2 separate regions of the Homo sapiens genome follow, and region 1 is linked to region 2. The links are chromatin loops, found by intact Hi-C in ENCODE. Cell type or tissue: heart left ventricle. All regions are shown on one strand. Each heading gives the region's core, and the rest is flanking DNA. Links, peaks and the distances in the headings are about the cores only.

Evidence for each region. Hi-C counts contacts between places; a loop is a spot of excess contacts. Peaks named below come from ENCODE experiments on the same cell type or tissue, not always from the same donor. Only the 100,000 strongest peaks of a DNase experiment are listed, where the experiment ranks them.
Region 1: a loop joins it to region 2, with 5 times the contacts of the local background. A loop is called at or near these places in 4 of 110 quality-filtered maps.

What each region holds. Positions count from the first base shown.
Region 1 is chr13:46,801,265-46,804,183 of GRCh38, reverse strand. No RefSeq gene overlaps it. Among named protein-coding and RNA genes, the nearest start is that of ESD, 5.6 kb to the right of the region's middle. In heart left ventricle, for the core only: no CTCF peak of the experiment used is centred there; no DNase peak of the experiment used is centred there.
Region 2 is chr13:46,892,509-46,895,427 of GRCh38, reverse strand. HTR2A (5-hydroxytryptamine receptor 2A) reads left to right here. Exons shown (of 4, transcript NM_000621.5): 3 at 2,838-2,919. Among named protein-coding and RNA genes, the nearest start is that of HTR2A, 3.1 kb to the left of the region's middle. RefSeq lists a silencer at 1,065-1,274. In heart left ventricle, for the core only: CTCF peaks have their summits at 982 and 1,184 (motif pointing left); a DNase peak (open chromatin) is centred at 1,197; H3K4me3 peaks cover 1,903 bases; H3K27ac peaks cover 428 bases; H3K27me3 peaks cover 672 bases.

The DNA.
Region 1 (2,919 bases), core at 154-2,653, 91 kb after region 2:
CTGTGGTAGTTTGTGTCAAGGATGACTTCCATCTACTCCTTCCTTCTCAGCACATAGATGTCATTGCTTCCTTCCGATGGACTCTGGGCTGGCCTTAGTGATTTGCTTGGGCAATAGAATATGGCAGAAATGACATTCTGGGATTTCCAAGACTATGTGTGGTGTTATGATATTTCTTGGTTATTGTCCACAGTTCCTGGCTAACCCCTGCAGCCCTTGTTACAGTCTTGTGTTAGAATATCAGGTGTGTTAGGACTCAGGGGCAGGCCACCTGCCCTCCTTTCATTCTAATGTTTCCCCCATTGGTCTGACTGTTGGTCTTAAGACGCTCCCATGAAAGAGTCCCATGCTTTCCCTGGGGGAAGAAATGCTGAAGTCATGAAGTGTCCATAAAAGCCCAGGAGGATAGGGTTTCGTGGGCTTGCGGATAGCTGAACACGTGGAAGTTCCTAGAGGATGGCTCACCCAGGGAGAGCATGGAAGCTCCTAACCCCTTCCCCCATACCTCACCCTATGTGTCTCTTCATTTGTATCCTTTGCAATGTCTTTCATTAAAAAACGGTAAACATTAGTAAGTGTTTTCCTGAGTTCTGGGAGCCACTCCAGCAAATTAATTGAACCCAAAGAGGAGGTCATGGGGATCCCAACTTGAAGCAGGTAGGTCAAAAGTTCTGGAGGCCTAGACTTGCGACGGTGGGTTCTGACACTATCTCCAGGTAGATAGTGTTAGAACCAAATTAGAGGATACCCAGCTGGTGTCTGCTGCTTGGTGTGTGGGGAACAAAACCCACACATTTGGTCACAGAAGACTTCTGTGTTGACAACTGCTGTGGTGTGAGAGTAGAGGAAAAACAGAGAGAGTTTTCCCTACCCACTATGTCATAAGAAGTGTTGCAGCTTCTGCCGGGGCTTCTTGCAATGCTTGATAGGGGGCAGCCAGACCTAATGTAGGAAGTCCAACTACCCTGAGACTACCATGCTGTGAGGAAATCCAAGCTAGCCAGGTGGAGAGAAGGTGCTCCAGCAGCCTCCAGTTGTTCCCGCCATTCCAGCCCAGGCACCAGATAGGAAACTGAAGAAGCTATCAGCAATTCAACCTCCAACCATCTGACTTCAACTAGATGAAGAACCACAAATGAGATGCACCAGCTAAGCCTGTCAGCCCCTGGACCCATGAGAGATAATAATCAATTGCCACTTTAAGCCACTAAGTTCTGGTGTGGCTAGTTACAAAGCAGTAGGTAACTAGAACATCACTTCCCTCCAAAAAAATCGTTTTATGATTTAATATTTAAAGCAGTATTTAATCTGTAAATTAAAAGGGCAAATTGCTTTATTTCAAAACTGTAAAACAACTTTATTTTGGGTTATGAAATAAATTAGTATGCAAACCTAAGGAAAATGTTTCTATGAATAGACTGAGTACATGTGTCTGTGAGAAAATCAATTAAACTGAGAAATGTAAAAACAAATTTGCAATTAGGGGAAAAAGTACAAGAGAATAATGTTAGCAATTTAAACAAGGATGTTTGCGTCCAGCTTTGTTGAATAACTCAAAAGGGATATTTTTAAATGTTGATTTCATAATCTGTCAAAAATGTTAACCATCTAACAAATGGATAGCATCACTGTTATATGCTAAGCTTTTGTTTCCTTTATGTTCTTTTATGGAAAGAAAATAAAAATTTACTTCTGCATTCTATAAACAATAAAAAAACGTATTTCAATCCTGAAAACATGATAATTACTAAACCTTTGTCTTAGTCATACTGGGCTGCTATACCAAAATACCTTAGACTAGATAATTTATAAACAACAGAAATTTACTGCTCACAGTTCTGGATGTTAGAAAGTCTCAGATCAAGACATCAGCAGATTCAGTGTCGGTTAAGGGCTTCTGTTATAAGAGTGCTTATCCCATTCATGAGGGATCCACTATCATCACTTCATCACTTCTAAAAGGCCCCACCTCTTAACACCAACACATTAGAGATTAAATTTCCACATATGAATTTTGGAGAGACACAAATACCCAGACCATAGTAACCTTTCATGAATTCTAAAGCCACTTGTGTGCCTACGATTTGCAAGTATTAGAGCTAGGATATGACTCAGCTCCTGCCTTTCAGAAACTTACTTATATTCAAAATTGCAATGCAATGTTAGGTGCCACAATAGAGGTGTGGCTGTACAAGGGCTAAAGGTGCACTGAAGAGTGCTTAGCTTTATCTAAGCAGTTCAAAAAGTTTCCTTGGGGAATGTGCATTTGAGCTGGGAACTGAAAAACATGTAAGTTTGTAAGGTAAATTGTGCATGGTGAGAAGTGTGTTGTGGGATAGGCAAAAGGAACAGCATGTGCAAAATCATGATGGTATAAGAGCATGGGGTGTTTAGATTATAATTAGGAGGGAAGTAGCTTGATACAGCTTCAGCATAGGATGGAATTATGAGGGAGCTGTAGCTCATGAACCTGGAGGGATAACTTGGTAATAATGTCATCTTCATTCATAGTGCCTGGCACATAGCAAGTGTTTCTTAACAGTAATATTTTGAGCATGTGTGTGTACAGATGCAGCCATGGGCTGCATTACAATGTTTTGGTCAATAACTTATTATATACACTACAGTGGTCCCATAAGATTGTAATACTGCATGTTTACTCTACCTTTTCTGTATTTAGCTGTGTTTAGATACACAAACACCATTGTGTAACAGTTGCCAAGAGTATTTAGTACAGTAACATGCTGTACAGGTTTATAGCCTAGGAGCAACAGACTATACCATGTAGCCTAGGTGGGTAGAAGGCTATACCATCTAGGTTTGTGTAAGTATACCCTGTGATATTCCCATAGTGACAGAATCAGCTATCAATGCATTTCTCAGAACACATCCCTGTCATAAAGCAACTCATGACTGTAG
Region 2 (2,919 bases), core at 211-2,710:
ATGAGATGGGGCTCAGGGGGCAAACAAACTATAAATAGAAGTCTTTGTTTATAGACTAGAGCCTACTATGTTACTTATATTTTACTCTTAAAATGGGATTTCACATAAAAATCAGACAGTCTATGACCTGTGATCACTGGAGAGTTTTGTGCTTCAAAACGCGTACATCCTGTGTAAAAATGATCATTGGAGAGTTTTGTGCTTCAAAACATGTACATTTAATGTAGAAATTTTTATAAATTACCCCATACAGTCATAAACCAATAACTTACCCATCATTCTGAATCTACTTGATTTTTGCTTCTTTATATTCCCAACCAATATTCCAGCCTTCAGGACAGAACAGTTTTAATCTTTGTCACACAGTTTTCAGCACTTTTAATGGAGTGATAAAGCCTTCCCAATTACTTTGGAACATTTGCAGAGAGAACATTAGTGGTGCAATAGGTTTTATGTTAAAATATGCAGAACCTCAATTAGAATAAATGAATTACTCCAGTTTTAATTGTTCCCTGCCCAGAGAAGCTAATTTGGAAATGTGCCTTTGAATTATATCCTCAACTCTTTGAAAATGCATATGCATAAACTCCTCCAGTCTGGTTTGGAGGAGGGTGGGAAACAAATGGGAAGGGATTAATCTTGCTTTCTTCTCAACAGAGTTTGAAACAGTCAGACCTCTCAGCAAGGGACCAGAATGTGATATTCTTTCCAAATTATGAGTAATACAGCCAGATACCTCCTTAAAGGAGAGACTATTGTGACTGCTGACACAGGCACAAGCAGCAGTCACTCAGAGCTTAGAGACAGGTTATGATAGCTATCTTTAAAGGGAAATTTTCTGGTCAAGTCTTAGGGGCTAAGATTAAAAAACATCAACCCAGCCCTAGAGAATGTGAAGGAGGAAGGCGGTACGCAAGGGCGAGCAGGCGCCAGTTTGCACAAAGCTAGTAACACTCATTCCAAGTCCAGCCTTCACTTGACCATTTAAATGCCACACCGGAATGATTTCATTTAATTTGCCTGCCCTTTCCCCGGCATCCCGGGGAAGATTCTCGCTTCCCAAACCCCCTCCCCTAGGGGGCAAACTCCAGTGGGGGTAGGAGGAGTGACAGAGCGGGACCCAAAACAGAGGCTGGAGGGTGGGGTGACCCCCGGCGTCACCCGCTTGGGGAGCAAGGGCGCCCCCTGGCGGCCGCCGCTCTGAGAGCAGCCCGTTCCCTCCGGAGCCCCGCCCCTCCCTAGGCTGCTCCTCCAGCCTCCCCCAGCCCACGGGGCGTGGGGCATGGGGCTTCTCCCACAAGGAAATGCCCCCTCCTTATCCCGCATCAGAAACACGGACTGAGGCCTGGGCCGCCTCCTGGCAGAGAAACCCCTCCGAGGGCCGACATCTGTTCCGAACAGACAGAGCGTGGCTTCCCCCATAAGGCGCTGCAAAGGAAAAGGCTTTCCTTTCGGCTCAAGCTCTTTGCAAATAATACATGTGAATGGCTGTAAATTAGGCTTGTACCTACGCCCTTTACTTGTCTAAATATCCCTTGTGGCATTTTGGTAGAGAGTGTACGTTTGCGTTGGAGTTTGTTCGGCTTTGTGGGTCTGTAATAAGAAAAGTGGACTTTAAAATTTTCCTTCTTACATGCAGGCAGATCTAACTCCGCTGCTTATACTGTGATCAAAACTAATTAAGGTTTACATAACTGCTTAATCCCCCTCCAAAACACAAAACCAGGACACTTTGTTTATGTCCATAAAGCACACTCTAACCTTCCTCATATAGCAGGTGACCTGCAGTATCTCTTACATTGGAATTGTCTGGGGAGCTTGGAAAAAGCTTTGCAAACGCTTTGACATTTGATGTCCACCTCAGCCCACCCTCCAAACATGATTTAATTGGGCTGGGTTTGGCATGGGCATCAGGACCTTCTCTAAAGCTCTCCAGCTGATACTGATGTGCAGCCAGGGGTGAGAGCCACTACCCTAAAGCAGCTATTCACAAAGCGTGGTCCCTGGACCAGCAGCATCAGCATCACCCGGGAGCTTGCTAATTCAGATGCAAATTCTACAGCCTGCTCCCTACTAACTGCATCAGAACCTCTGGACGGAGGTCCAGCAGTGTGTGTTTTAAGAGGTGTGGCAGAGTCTGATGCTCACTAAAGTTTGAGAAATGCCTCCCTAAAACAAAGCTCAGAGCAAGGACACCTTTCTTTATTTTTCTTCACCCTTGTCTTCAGCTCTCCCTACACATACCCCAAATTTGAGTTTGGCACCCAAAGCATTATTAGATCATTATTTTTCATTTTTACAAACAGACATATTCACAATCTGAATTTTTAGTCATTTAGTCATTTGCACTAATGCAATTTATTGCCATCACTGTATGGGACTGGATGGTTATAATAATGACTAAGAGGTGAGACTAACCTTAGGGAAATACAATCCAGAGAAATATGTGACTAAATCCTGACAGTACAGTGTGAGAGGTGCTCCAGAAGAGGAGCCAAAACACAAATTTTGACATAAGCCATTAACAAAAGAAATGTTTTGCCAGGCGTAAGGGGGAAGAAAGAGAACCCCCAAATAGAGACCATCCAAGCTTACCGTGCCACACTCACATAACTCCAGACACTAGAAATTTTCAAACCCTGCATTCATCAGCCAGTGCTAGCTTATCATAGTTAAGTACAGTTGCCAGTGGGCTTTTTTCAAATACTAAAAATATATTGTGTTGCCCTTTGCCACCACCTGTGCCTGTCCCAGAGCTGGAAATTGTCATAGGATAGGGATACATGTGCTCCAGGAGGCACAGGGTTGCTCACTGACACCAACCTTCTGCCTCATAGGGTACCGGTGGCCTCTGCCGAGCAAGCTTTGTGCAGTCTGGATTTACCTGGACGTGCTCTTCTCCACGGCCTCCATCATGCA